Regions from separate parts of the Homo sapiens genome. Here all the other regions are linked to region 1. The links are chromatin contacts, found by Hi-C or POLR2A ChIA-PET in ENCODE. All regions are on one chromosome and are shown on one strand. Each heading gives the region's core, a stretch centred on a gene start or an enhancer-like site at or near the end of the contact. The rest is flanking DNA. Distances are from core to core; before and after follow the strand shown.

Region 1 (2,895 bases), core at 195-2,694:
TATCTAATAAAAATATGTTGGTATTCTCATAAATGAATAATTAAAAAAAAACCCACATTGAGGCTGGATAAAGAAAATGCGGTACATATACACCATGGAACACTATGCAGCCATAAAAAAGAATGAGATCATGTCCTTTGCAGCAACATGACTGGAGCTGGAAGCCATTATTCTAAGCAAATTAAGACAGGAAAAGAAAACCAAATACTGCACGTTCTCATAAGTGGGAACTAAACAACAAGAACAGATGGACACTAGGAGAGGAACAACAGACAGTGCGGTCTACTTGAGGGTGGAGGCTGGGAGGAGGGAGAGAATCAGAAAAAACGCCTATCGGGTACTATGCTTATTACCTGGGTGACAAAATTACCTGTACGCCAAGCCCCCGTGACATGCAGTTTACCTATATAACAAACCTGCGCATGTACTCATGAACCTAAAATAAAAGTTAAAAAAAAAAAAAAAAAACTCACAATGACCCTGTCGGAAAGAGAAGGCATCACAGAGCTCCAAAGATCGTGGGCTTTGGAGTCAGTGAGCTTGGTCAAACGTTAGCTTCAATTACATACTAACTTTGTCGCCTAATTCTGTAATCACTCACCCTCAGTTTCAAGTCACTTACCCTCAACTGCATCCTCTTCAAAATTGGGAAATCAAGCAGTTAGAGAAATTAAGAATTCTGACAATGTATGTAAAGCACGTGCACTGAGCCTGGCATACAGTAGGTCTTAACGAATGATAGCTAACTCCCTCACCACTCCCTTGCCTACTGGGGTGGGCCAGAACCACCTGCTCTCTCATACATTCCTTCAACTCAGTCACCAGCCTCTATCTTACTGATTCCCCAAGTGAAGCAATCTCACACCAGGGGACTATTCCCTTCTACTCCTTCATTCATACAGCAAACATTTATTAAGCCCCGACTATGCAGGCCCCCTAGGGAACACGGAGATGAAGGAGACTGCATTCCTGTCCTCAGAAGGCTGACCCTGCGGTAATGAAAGAGACTGCAATATAGACACAGCGAGAGAAAGTGCTAGGATAGGAGCATGAGCTGAAGGCCCACTGACCTATTCCCCATGACCCCGGATCCCTTGTTCCCGAGCGAAAGTTCGGGGCCGGGAGTTTAGACGTCTCAGGCTCCAACCTGCTTTCCCCGCCCCCTTCCCTGAGGCCAGGTCCCCGGGGTCCAGACCTCACGCCCACCCATTCAGCTAGGGCCTTCCCTCAAGCCCTGCTCCAGGCTGGGGCCAGTCCGCCTCGCGGTCCAGGCCCCGCTCAGGGCTACCTGAACTCAGGAGGCTGCAGTGCGTTCAGCGCCGCCTTATCCGGGCGCTCCATGGTGTAGCCGTGCCGGCACAGGCGCTCGGCGGCGGAGCTGGGCTCGGCGGCCGCGCTCAGTAAGCTCCGCGAGGGAACGGCCGAGGCGGTTCGCACCGGAAGTAGCGGTTCGCGCCGGAAGTGCCCGTTCGCGCCGGAAGTGCCCGTTCGCGCCGGGCGGCGGGCCACAGTACGCAGGCGCGGCGCGGCGCGGCGCGCCGCAGCGACGCAGGGCTGTTGCCGGCGCGGGGGCGGGCGCTCACATGACTTACCGGCGGTGGCTCCGCGGCGTGCGCCCTGCCAGGAGGGGCCTGTGCTCGAGGAGCAGGCCTGGCGAGTAGCCCAGCCACTCCACGTTGAGCCGGGACTTGCCGCGCAACATGGTCCTCCTGGGCGGGCGGCGGCTACGCCGCCCCCTGAACTCGCGTGAACACTGGTCCTCGTCTGCGTCTCGGTCGCTGAGCTGGGGGCCGCAAGGAGACCCGAGCATATGAGCCGCGAAGAGGGACTACCAGCCAGAGGGCTGTGGTGCTAGGCAACTGAGCGTATTCCGCCGACGACAACACAAAAAAGCAGTGCGCATTATTTCGCCACTACTTGAGCAAATAAATGCCTCATTAATTACTGCCCGCAGTGGTAGGAAGTCAAGCCCTTGGCAGCTGGGAGGAGTTAAAACACTCACCCGAGTCCGTAAAACTAGAGAATGTCAGAGTTCAAAGAGCTCTTGCTGAGAATGACTGTTCCAGACTCGATGCCAGTGACCCCCAACTTCCACTTAAAAGTTAAAAACATATTTTGCAGCTGCTCAGAAAGCCGCCAATGAGACAACAGGGACTCAAATAGTAAGAACAGATGGGCCTCCCGGGCCTGCGCAACCCGAGAGAGGTAAAAACGAAAGGGTGGGTAAGTCTGGAGTCAGGCTTGACAAAATTAAGTTGCCACTGGCTGCTAATAAGAGGACAGCCCTTAACATGGTCAGCGCCTGGAAAGGGCCGCTGACCACACAGCTATTTTCTGCACCACATGGATACAAAGACCACATCTGAAATCATGACTAAACCAGCAGCTTAGAGTGGTGGAAAGGGCAATGGACTGGGCAGCAGGAAGTCCAGGTTTTAGTTCAAACTGAATAATCCCCCTCTAGGGCTGACTGTGCTGGCTCACGCCTGTAATCTCAACACTTTGGGAAGCTGAGGCAGGAGGATTGCGTGAGGCCAGTAGTTCCAGAGCAGCTTGGGCAGCATAGCAAGACTCCGTCTCTAAAAAACAAACTGTAAAATATTTAATAAAAATAATAGTAATCTCTATCTGGGCCTCATCTAGACCTTTAGGTGAGTAAGAACCACCTAATGTAAGAACTTGGGGTACAAAGAGAATCTAGCTCTGGGGTAGGCAAACTGAGCCAGCCGACCTAATACATGGAGCCTACCACCTGTTTTTCTACAGCCCTGAGGTAAGAATGGTTTTTCCTTTTTAAATTGTTGAAAACGTCAAAAGAATAACATGACACGTGAAATTTATATGAAATTCAAATTTCAGCGTCTATTGATAAAATTTTATTGGAGCTCAGCCATT
Region 2 (2,895 bases), core at 231-2,730, 500 kb after region 1:
CCATTTTGCTGCTTTTCCCTCGTTAATAGGTGATGATACATAAGGCATTGTGAGGAATAAAAATTAAGGGTAAAATGCCTGGAATATGCCATGTGTATAGTGTGTGTTCAATAACTACCAGCTATTTCTGTTAATTCTACAGCTAGAATGGAATAATGTTCCATTCATAGAGTAATTAATGCCCTGAGCCTGGGAAGATCCACTCCTCATATGCTGTTTTGTTTCTGCAGCCCTAAGATTCAGGGCAATGGATGTAAGCCACACGGGAGATTTCGGCTCCATCTCAGGGAGACCCCACACCCCACTGTTCCTTAGGGGTTGGTGGGAGCCACTGAGGGGGGTGCCTATGGCAGCGAGGGCTGGGTTGGGGGCACAGGAAAGCTGCCGAATGGATATTGAGGGGAGGTGGTAGTAGCCGCCCTCTAAGGAGGATGTGGCCCTGGGCAGCCGGTGCCGCATAATGGCAGGGACAGGCTCACGCTACCACTCCGGAGAGCAGTAGCGCTTCCTCTTTGTCTTCGAGAGCCGGTTGCAGCTGGGGCTCTTCTAGGGAGCGTTCCCATCAACTGCTGCAGCGGGCATTTTGCTGGTCGGCACAGTATCGTATCGGAATCTGATTTCTTCGGGTCTGGGAGACGGACTCCGTTTGCGGGGGTTCATGGGAAAGGACTGCAGCGCGTTTGTCGGTCATTAAGCACGTTTTTGAGATCGACTCTGCAGATATGAACTTGCACTTTCAGCGCATTCATCAAAGCCTCGGGAGAGCTGACCCAGTCCCTACCCCCAGTCTCCCGAGCCCGCGGCGCTTCGGCTCCGGGACGCCCCCATCCTCCCCTGTCGCCCACCCGGGCGCCCCCGGCCTCGTTTTCTCGAGACGTGTCACTGCTTGTTGACCGCAGCCAGTCACGAAAACGGTCCTTTTCTTCAGTCTCCGGCCAGGGTTTCACTCCTGCAGGGAACAGCGGGTGGGGACAGAGTGCGGGGCTCCGTGCTGGACGGTGTCTGGAGGGGCCCCAAGGGAACAACCCTTCACCGGGAGAACACCAAGGCCAGAAGGGGAAGAGCCCTTCTCAAGGTCACCCGGGAGGAAATCGGCGCCCACCGGCGCTGCCGCCTCCCGCTCCCCGGCACTGGTGACTCACTGCTCCAGGTCCGCGGGGCCACCTCCGAGACTTCGGTCTCGAGGACCGAGGTGGGACAGGGTCTGCGGACCGCGCGCTGCCGCTGGACCCAGCCCAACCCAACCCAGGCCTCCCCACCCACCGGGTGCCCGCAGGCCACGCCCCTCGCCCGGAGCCCCGCCTCCAGAACGCGGCCCCGCCCCCGATACTGCAGCCTCGCCCCGCCCCCCGGCCTAACCCCAGCCCAGGCGCCCTCAGGCGCCGGCTCTCTAGCGCGCCCGACCTCCATCTTCCCGGGGCCGCGCCGCGCGCGCGCGCGGGCTTTGGGCGGGACCCTGCAGAGGCGGCGGGGCTCCTCCTCCCGCTCCTCCTCGGCCTCCCCTTCGGGCGCTCTCGCGCTAACTGTGCTCCTCCGGGGCCCTCCGCCTGCTCCCAGCCATGGTGGCCTGGCGCTCGGCGTTCCTTGTCTGCCTCGCTTTCTCCTTGGCCACCCTGGTCCAGCGAGGTAAGGCGGGCGGGGGGCGCGCGGGGACCGCGCGGGGACCCCGCCTTGTGGGCCCAGGGGTCGCTCTGCGCATGAGCGGCACGGTCCCCGCCTCTCGGGCCTGCGGTGGCTGCCACCGGCCGGCCCGGCTGTGCGAGGCGGAGCGGCGGGGGTCCGAGCCCCGGGCCCGTGGGGGTTGACTCCGCCGCGGTCGGAGTAGCCGGAGAGGAGGGGTGGGTCCCCTCCTGACGCTGGGCTGGAAACAGCGGGATGGGCCCCCTAAAATCCTGAACGAGCAGGTGTACCACTGGTGACAACAGCTGTCCCCAAGAGTTTACCTTTGAGAAAACCTTGAAGAGAGCAGTCATTTTCGAAATTTGCTGCGAGGCCACCGACAGCAGAAGCACCTGGGGAACTTCCTAGGTGGATTCCTAGCCCCTTTCATCGGGATCACAGCGGGCATGGGCTGTGGGGGGGGGGGGGGGGGGTCAGCGAGGCGTAGGTCTAACCAGCTCTCTAGGTGCTTCTGCCGTCCGCTTCAGTTTTTGAGACTTTGGTCATGTTTTGCCAAGGAGCAGGAGAGAGAAATCCCGCTGAATCAAGGAAGCACGTTTCTTAGACCCTCTGCTACTCAAAATGTGGTCCAGGGCCCAGCCGCATAGGCATCACCTGGGAGCTTGTAAGAACTGCAGCATCTCACGCCCCGCCCCCGACCTACTGAGTCTGATTCTGCATTTCAACTAGATCCGCGGGTGATTCTCTGGCACATTCAAGTTTGAGAAGCATCTTAGTAGAATAAATGCAGTCTGTGGTTAAAAATAGGGTCTTAAACATGTACCAACAGAATCTTCTTACACTTATTTATATCCTATGTCCCCATCAGAAAAAGGGATTAAGGGAAACACTGTAATTGAACGTGAATTATGCTCCAAGCTTCCTGACAATAGAAGCGAACCCAGCTGGTGGAAAATATGTGAGCTCAGGAAACACACACACACACACACACACACACACACTTTGTCCTAGTACTGAGTTCTAGTAAGATTTATGTCACATAAAGGAACACTGGAAAACAGTGGATGGTACTAGCCAAGCCACTTTTGCAAAAGATGCAGAAATGTTTTTCATGTGGGCAACCCACCTGGAGTTGATTCACGAAGAGCCATTTAACATTCTGCAGAGGTGCCAGGCTCTGTTCTAGGAACTGATGATGCGGTAGTGAACAAAATTGAGACTGTCTTCATGGAGCTTACATCCTGGTCCGGGCAGAAAACAAGCCCAACATTGAAA
Region 3 (2,895 bases), core at 260-2,759, 410 kb after region 1:
CACCCCCCAGCTTCCCGCCATCTTTTCCTTTTCCCACACCCAAGGTCATCATGTAAAACTAAAGAGCTCCCCTTGGCAGCAGCCGCCCAGGAGGCTGCCCAACAGAGACCCGCAGCGGCGGCCCGGGCGGGGCGGGACCGGGAGCGGGGGAGTCCCGGCCGGCAGCAGGCAGCCCGCCTCGGCCCCCGTGCCGGGTCACCGGGACACCCGTAATTCACCTTCCATTTTGTCAAAAGCCTCCTGATGAAAGAAAGTGCCCCTGAAATCCGCCGCTGTCATCCCCGGGGGACGCGCGGGGCCGGGGGCGGCGGCGGTGGCGGTGCGCGGGGGGTGTGCGGCCGGGCCGGCGGCAGCCGCGGCACTGGTGGCGGCGTCCGCCGCGCCTCGGAGTCCCACTCGCTAAAATGGCTGATCCGCGCGCGGCCGGCGCGGGCGGCGGCGACAGCGGCGAACAAAGCGGCCCGGGCCCCGCCGCCGCCGCCCGCCCGTCGGCCCCCACCCCGCCCCGCCCCGCCCCGCCCGGGCCGCCCGGGGGCTCGGGGGCCCGGGCCGGACCTCCCCGCCCCCCGGCGCGGGGCGCACTCCTCGGGATAACAAAGGCGCCCGTGCAGCCATGACGCTCGGCCGCTCCAGGGCCCGCAGCGGCGCCCCCGGCCCTCCGAGCCGCCCGCCCCGGGCCGCGGGCGCCGGGGCCGAGGCCGGAGCCCGCCGGGCGCCCCGCCGACCGCTCCGCCCGCCTCCCCTGCCCTCGCCGGAGGCCAGCGCCGCGCCAGCCATGTTAGCGGCGGCGGCGGCGCCGGGCGGGCGGGAGGCGAGAGGGGGGCGGCCGGCCCGCGCCCCCCCGGGCCACCGGGCGCTCCGCGACGGCCATGTTAACGCAGAGCCAGCGGCGTAGCCTGCGGGCCCGCGCGGCGCCGGGCCAAGCCCGGGAGCGAAGTTTGCCCGTGCGGCGGCCCCCGGCGGGCACCAGCCGCGCAGCCCCCGGCGGGCACCGGCCGCCCGTTCCCCAGCGGAGTCCGTCGCGGGCCGGGGAACTCCCGGCCCCCTTCCCGCTGCCGCCGCCCAGCGCCCACAGCCCGCAGCCGCCCCTCTGCTCGCCCAGCCGCCGCAGCCGCAGCTGCCCAAACATCTGGCCTCGGGGGCCCTGGGTTCCCGGCTGCGGCCCCTGGGGCCGCCACGGGCGGGCGTCCGCCGAGGGGGCCGACCCCCGAAAGCGGGGAGCTCGGGGAACGCGTTGGAAAAGTTGAAACACCTGAATTGCTTCTTCCTTCCCGGCCGCCTAGCAGGAGGGAAGGCGGAGGGGGCGGGAAGGGAATGGGGAGTAGAGGCAGGGGGAGGCGGCGGCAGGGCGCGCTCACGGCGGCGCGGGCCGGAAAGTTGTGCGGGCGCTGCGGCGGCGGCGGCGGCGGCGGCGGCGGCGGCGGCGGCGGCGGCGGCGGCGGCGGGAGCGGGCGGTGCGAGACGTACCTGTATTGTTCGCTAGTCTGGGCAGCGCAGGGCACGACGCGCGGCTCAGCGCTCCCCAGCCTCGCGCTAGCTGCCTCCACGAGAGCCGCCTGATTGGCCAGCGGGCTCTGCCGTTTAAAACAGCCTCCTCGCCTGGCCATTGGCTGCGGGCCTCATGCATATTAAGCAGGCGTGGACGCCCATTGGGCGCGGCTGCTGGGATCATTCATTCAAACAGAACGACCCGCCGGCGCCGGCTACGGAGGCCAAACAGGGAAAGACCTAGTCTCGCCTGCCCGCCCCGCCCACCTCGCCAGCCCCCTCGGGGAACAGAACTGGGATCGCCAAGGGCTTTGAAGAGGTGGCCCTGCGATTCCCGGAGGCCTCGGCCTCTGGCGTGGGAAGATGAAGTCCAGCCCCGCTGCGCTGCCCTCTGCTCCCACCGCACCGCGGCCTTGGCGCCCCTGGCCTGCAGTCAGCTCCCCTGCCCGGGGAAACACCCCTGGGCCCACCACGAAGGGCCGATGGTAGACCACCTCTACCCGGTTCGGCCGCGGCGCCGCGACAGAAACGCGGCGGCAGCTCGCTCCTCGATGCCTGGCGGAGGGCAGCTGCTTGCTCGCCAAGACCTCGGGATTTAGTCCTCGGATCTCGCTGCCTATCCGAAAGCCACCTGATTCCGCTTCTGCGGATCGTGCTCAACTAGGCTCTTTCCACTAAATGCCAGAAGGTCTTTATTTGCGCCCGAAATTGCGGAACCGACGGGCTAAAAGAGGAAAACAAAATTTGGCAAGAGCAGAGAATTTGTGAGAAATTGTAGTTTTGTGGGCAAAGAATAACACTTTTCTTCTTACCCTCTTCACTGTCTCGGTTCAAGGCCCTCATTCCCTCTGCTCTCCTGACACACCCTAGAGCAAAGAATTAAAGCTTCGGGAATGAATGAGTGAATGAATGAATGAATGGGATTTGACTTGATCTCCACTTTGCCATTGGCTGGTGGTATGGCCTTGAGCTAGTCACTTCTTTGGGGATTCAGGCAATGTTTTTCAAAGTATAGGAGCCGCAGTGTCACTTCTGTAAGGGATGTTCTGAAATTCGTGGGGCCGGTGCCTGGATGACTGGCAGGTGTTGCTGGAATTCAATAAGAGGAAGGAACGGCCGGGGATACTAAATATCCTACATTGCATAGGACAGTCCCACGCAAGGAAGAAATACTCCACTTCAAATGCAAGTATCAGCCCTATTTGGAAAGAAAGTATCTGAGGGCCCTTGCCTGGAAAGAATGAAAGGGTGAGAAAAAGAGCAGTTTAAAGATTGACAGTTGGAGAAAATAATGCAAAGGAAGAGATGTCATGAGTTTGGTTTTTCTTTTCTTTGAAAGGCCAAGAGATCCAGCTATTTATGAGTCCTATATTCAGAAATAAGCCCCACCAGAACATGAATTTTCCA
Region 4 (2,895 bases), core at 231-2,730, 320 kb before region 1:
CCTCCTCCTCACAAGTCAACGTCTAGCCCTGCCTGACCTGGTCAGGCTAGAGCCCCTACAACCAGTACTCCCAACCCCAACCTGGCCACCAAGTGCTGAGGACCCCATACAGTACCATTTTCTTGGGTCGGGTGGCAGTCATATTCCAAACTCGTTTGGCTGAAGCAGAGCCAGCAGCTTTTTGTTCCAACTTCTGCTTCTTCTGGGAGGCACCCCGGGACCGAGATCCAAGCTCCATCATTTCTAGAGAGAAGAACAGAAGCTCCAGGAGCACCCATAGAAGTTGCACCAGGGTTTCTTGGGCACAAAACACACCAAAAAGAAGACAGAGTCTCCAGCTTTCTTGGGAATCACTCAGCACCCATTAACCACTGTCCATCAGCTGATCCCAGGTCTCAGTTTGTTCATCTGTTCAAAAGTTAAACCGGAATTTCCTGAGGGCTGAGCTCGAGACTAGGTTACTCTCCAGTAACCTAGAGACCAATGACCAAGAACAAGATTCCAGCTATCAAGGAACTGACCATCTGTTTGTGTATAAGGGGGAATGACAGGTGTAAAACAGAAAGCAATCTATCCTTGCAAATGCAGACAGAGAGATGCAGGCTCCATAAATGATCAAAACAGGGTAACATAGTGGAAGGAAAGGGCTCCTCCTAGAAAAGTAGGAGACAGCAATTGAGGTGGGGACCTGAAGGAAAAAAAGGACCCAGCCCTGGGAAATTGAGGGAAAGAGCATTCCAGGCAGAGGAAACAGCAAATGCAAGGTCTTTGGGGGAAGAAGCAGGCTTGGAGCATCGTAAGAACAAACATAAATGCAATGTGATCTGGATCCCTTTGTGTGCTATAGAAATGGTATTTTCTGTCTATATCATAGCATGAAACGTTTTGAGGAGGCTGATACAATCTTATAGATCATGGAATTTGGATTTTCCTCCAAATGGCAGGAAAATGAATTGGAGGATTGGGAGAGAGAATTGATCTCTGGTCTCATAATTTGAGCCCTCTGAGTATTTTGCAACAGAGACTGTGGTGGCTTGGATAAGGGGGAGACAGAGGTACTACACATGTTGTTCCCATCCTCCTCCCTCCCAGGGAAAAATGCTCACATCATCTATCCCTTTTCCCCTAGCTCCCTTACATCAACCCACAAATCCTCGAAGCCCGGCCAACACACAGATGTGCAAACACTTCCGTGCACACATGCACCTTTTCCAACACACACATGCACAGGTATAGACACGTATCTACACAGTTGGCTGTAGCCTAGGGGTATTTTAGGGGATCCTCACCTGCTATCACCAGGTGCTCTTGGTTTTCCCCTTGGCGTCCATGATTCAGTTCTTCTGCCAGGGACATTTCCATCTCCGCCTTGGTGTTGGGAGGGCCTCCTGCCATCACAACCAGCTGTTCTCTTGTAAGCTATGGCTAAGGATGCACAGGGTGCCAGGAACAGAGGAGTCACACTCAGAAAATCACCTCTTCCGGAAACAGGAGCTCAAGGAAGATATAGTCAGATCTGGGGGTGGAGTGAGACTCCCTCTCTAGGCTGAGGCCTTGGACACAGTACTTTCTGTTTCTATTGTATCTTGCTGGCTAGGTCAGTGGCCTTCTCCTCTGCTACTCTGTAAGCAACTTAGGAGAAGAGATACAATTCCGTGCCTTTGCCTGTGAGAACTGCTCTGGCTCATGAATCTCCATATTTAGCCCATGGGGAGAAGGGTGGGGTCCACCCTCCATCATTTCTATGAAGAAACAGGGATTGGCACAGGGTCCGAGAGCCAACAGTGGCCACAACAGAGTTAGGTGCTAGCAATCCAGGCCATACCACACCTTCAGAAGGGATTCTCTGGAGAGCGTATCCTACCTCCCCCATCCAGAGTCCCCAGACACGGGAGGTAGCCTTTTCCTGAAGTAGGTCAGCCTAGGCAGGAGCCATAACAAAGGGAGAGAAGGGCAAGAGAGGTGGGACCTGACTGCAGCCACTAGAACCCCCAGGGGCCTCAGGCCCTGCACCTTCTAAGTCCCAGTTCTCCCTCAGCTTCCCTACTGATTAGACCACTGTGATGGTCAGGTTTATGTGTCACCTGGCCAGGTTCTAGTCCCCAGTGACTCCATCAAACCCTAGTCTAGGTGTTGCTGTGGAGGCATTTTGTAGCTGTGGTTGGCATCTACAACCAGTGGACTTGAAATAAAGTAGAGACCCATCCTCGATGATGTGAGTGGGCCTCACACAATCAGCTGAGAGGCCTGAAGAGCAAAGACTGAGGTTTCCCAAAGTAGAGGTAATTCTACCCCAGGACTGCAATGTCAACTCTTCCTTGAGTTGCCAGCCTGCAGGGCTGCCTTGCACATTTCAGACTTGTCAGCCCCACAATCGCATAAGCCAATTTCTTAAAATAAATTTCTATATACTTGTGCATATGCAGATATATACATACATACATGCATACATACATACATACATACATACATACATACATACATATATACATCCTATCAGTTCTGTTTCTCTGGAAAACCCTGATTGCTACAACTACCTGTGGTGAACCCTTCATTCTAGGAAACAACCCCAGAGCCCCTGGGGGAATAGGAGGCTATTTGTAAAAGGAATCAGGACAGGTTTATATAAGGTTCCTTTTACAAATAGCCTCTTCTTCCCCCAGAGCCCCTGGGCCAGGTGGGAGGAAGAGGAGGAAGGAAGGAGGAAAAGAAGAAGGAAGGGAGGAAGGAAGGAAGGAAGGAAGGAAGGAAGGAAGGAAGGAAGGAAGGAAGGGAGAGAAAGTGGAAACGAAGGGGCCAGGAGTAGCTGAGATAGGGCGGCATGGTCTGAGGCTGCCTGCCCCCTGCCCCCACCTCACCTGTCCAGCTTGGGAACCAGAGCTGATATAGGCCCTG

What was found. Hi-C counts contacts between places; a loop is a spot of excess contacts on that map. ChIA-PET counts read pairs that join two places held with the same protein, here RNA polymerase II (POLR2A). Pooled maps may share reads with other maps.
Region 2: a map of B cell shows a loop between it and region 1 (33-fold over the local background). The contact joins the promoter of CD99L2 here to the promoter of VMA21 in region 1. A Hi-C loop is called at or near these places in 11 of 168 maps with a recorded cell type or tissue (B cell, CD4-positive, alpha-beta T cell, CD4-positive, alpha-beta memory T cell and 7 more), 18 of 37 single-sample maps with no recorded cell type and 24 of 50 pooled maps. POLR2A ChIA-PET finds 5 or more read pairs at or near these places in 4 of 52 experiments (AG04450, CD4-positive, alpha-beta memory T cell, HEK293 and 1 more).
Region 3: a map of PC-9 shows a loop between it and region 1 (33-fold over the local background). The contact joins the promoter of HMGB3 here to the promoter of VMA21 in region 1. A Hi-C loop is called at or near these places in 8 of 168 maps with a recorded cell type or tissue (B cell, CD4-positive, alpha-beta T cell, CD8-positive, alpha-beta T cell and 5 more), 20 of 37 single-sample maps with no recorded cell type and 24 of 50 pooled maps. POLR2A ChIA-PET finds 5 or more read pairs at or near these places in 2 of 52 experiments (OCI-LY7 and WTC11).
Region 4: a loop to region 1 is called in a pooled map of heart left ventricle, with 2.3 times the contacts of the local background. The contact joins the promoter of FATE1 here to the promoter of VMA21 in region 1. A Hi-C loop is called at or near these places in 4 of 50 pooled maps.

The regions. Positions count from the first base shown.
Region 1 is chrX:151,395,755-151,398,649 of GRCh38, reverse strand. It overlaps VMA21 (vacuolar ATPase assembly factor VMA21), which reads right to left and starts at 1,444. Exons shown (of 3, transcript NM_001017980.4): 1 at 1,289-1,444. The coding sequence starts at 1,341. RefSeq lists enhancers at 894-953, 1,014-1,163 and a silencer at 1,444-1,603.
Region 2 is chrX:150,897,253-150,900,147 of GRCh38, reverse strand. CD99L2 (CD99 molecule like 2) reads left to right here and starts at 1,480. Exons shown (of 11, transcript NM_031462.4): 1 at 1,480-1,626. The coding sequence starts at 1,560. RefSeq lists a silencer at 1,196-1,805.
Region 3 is chrX:150,981,949-150,984,843 of GRCh38, reverse strand. It overlaps HMGB3 (high mobility group box 3), which reads right to left and starts at 1,509. Exons shown (of 5, transcript NM_005342.4): 1 at 1,468-1,509. RefSeq lists a silencer at 1,479-1,678 and an enhancer at 1,800-2,495.
Region 4 is chrX:151,714,620-151,717,514 of GRCh38, reverse strand. FATE1 (fetal and adult testis expressed 1) reads right to left here and starts at 1,480. Exons shown (of 5, transcript NM_033085.3): 1 at 1,290-1,480; 2 at 116-243. The coding sequence starts at 1,395.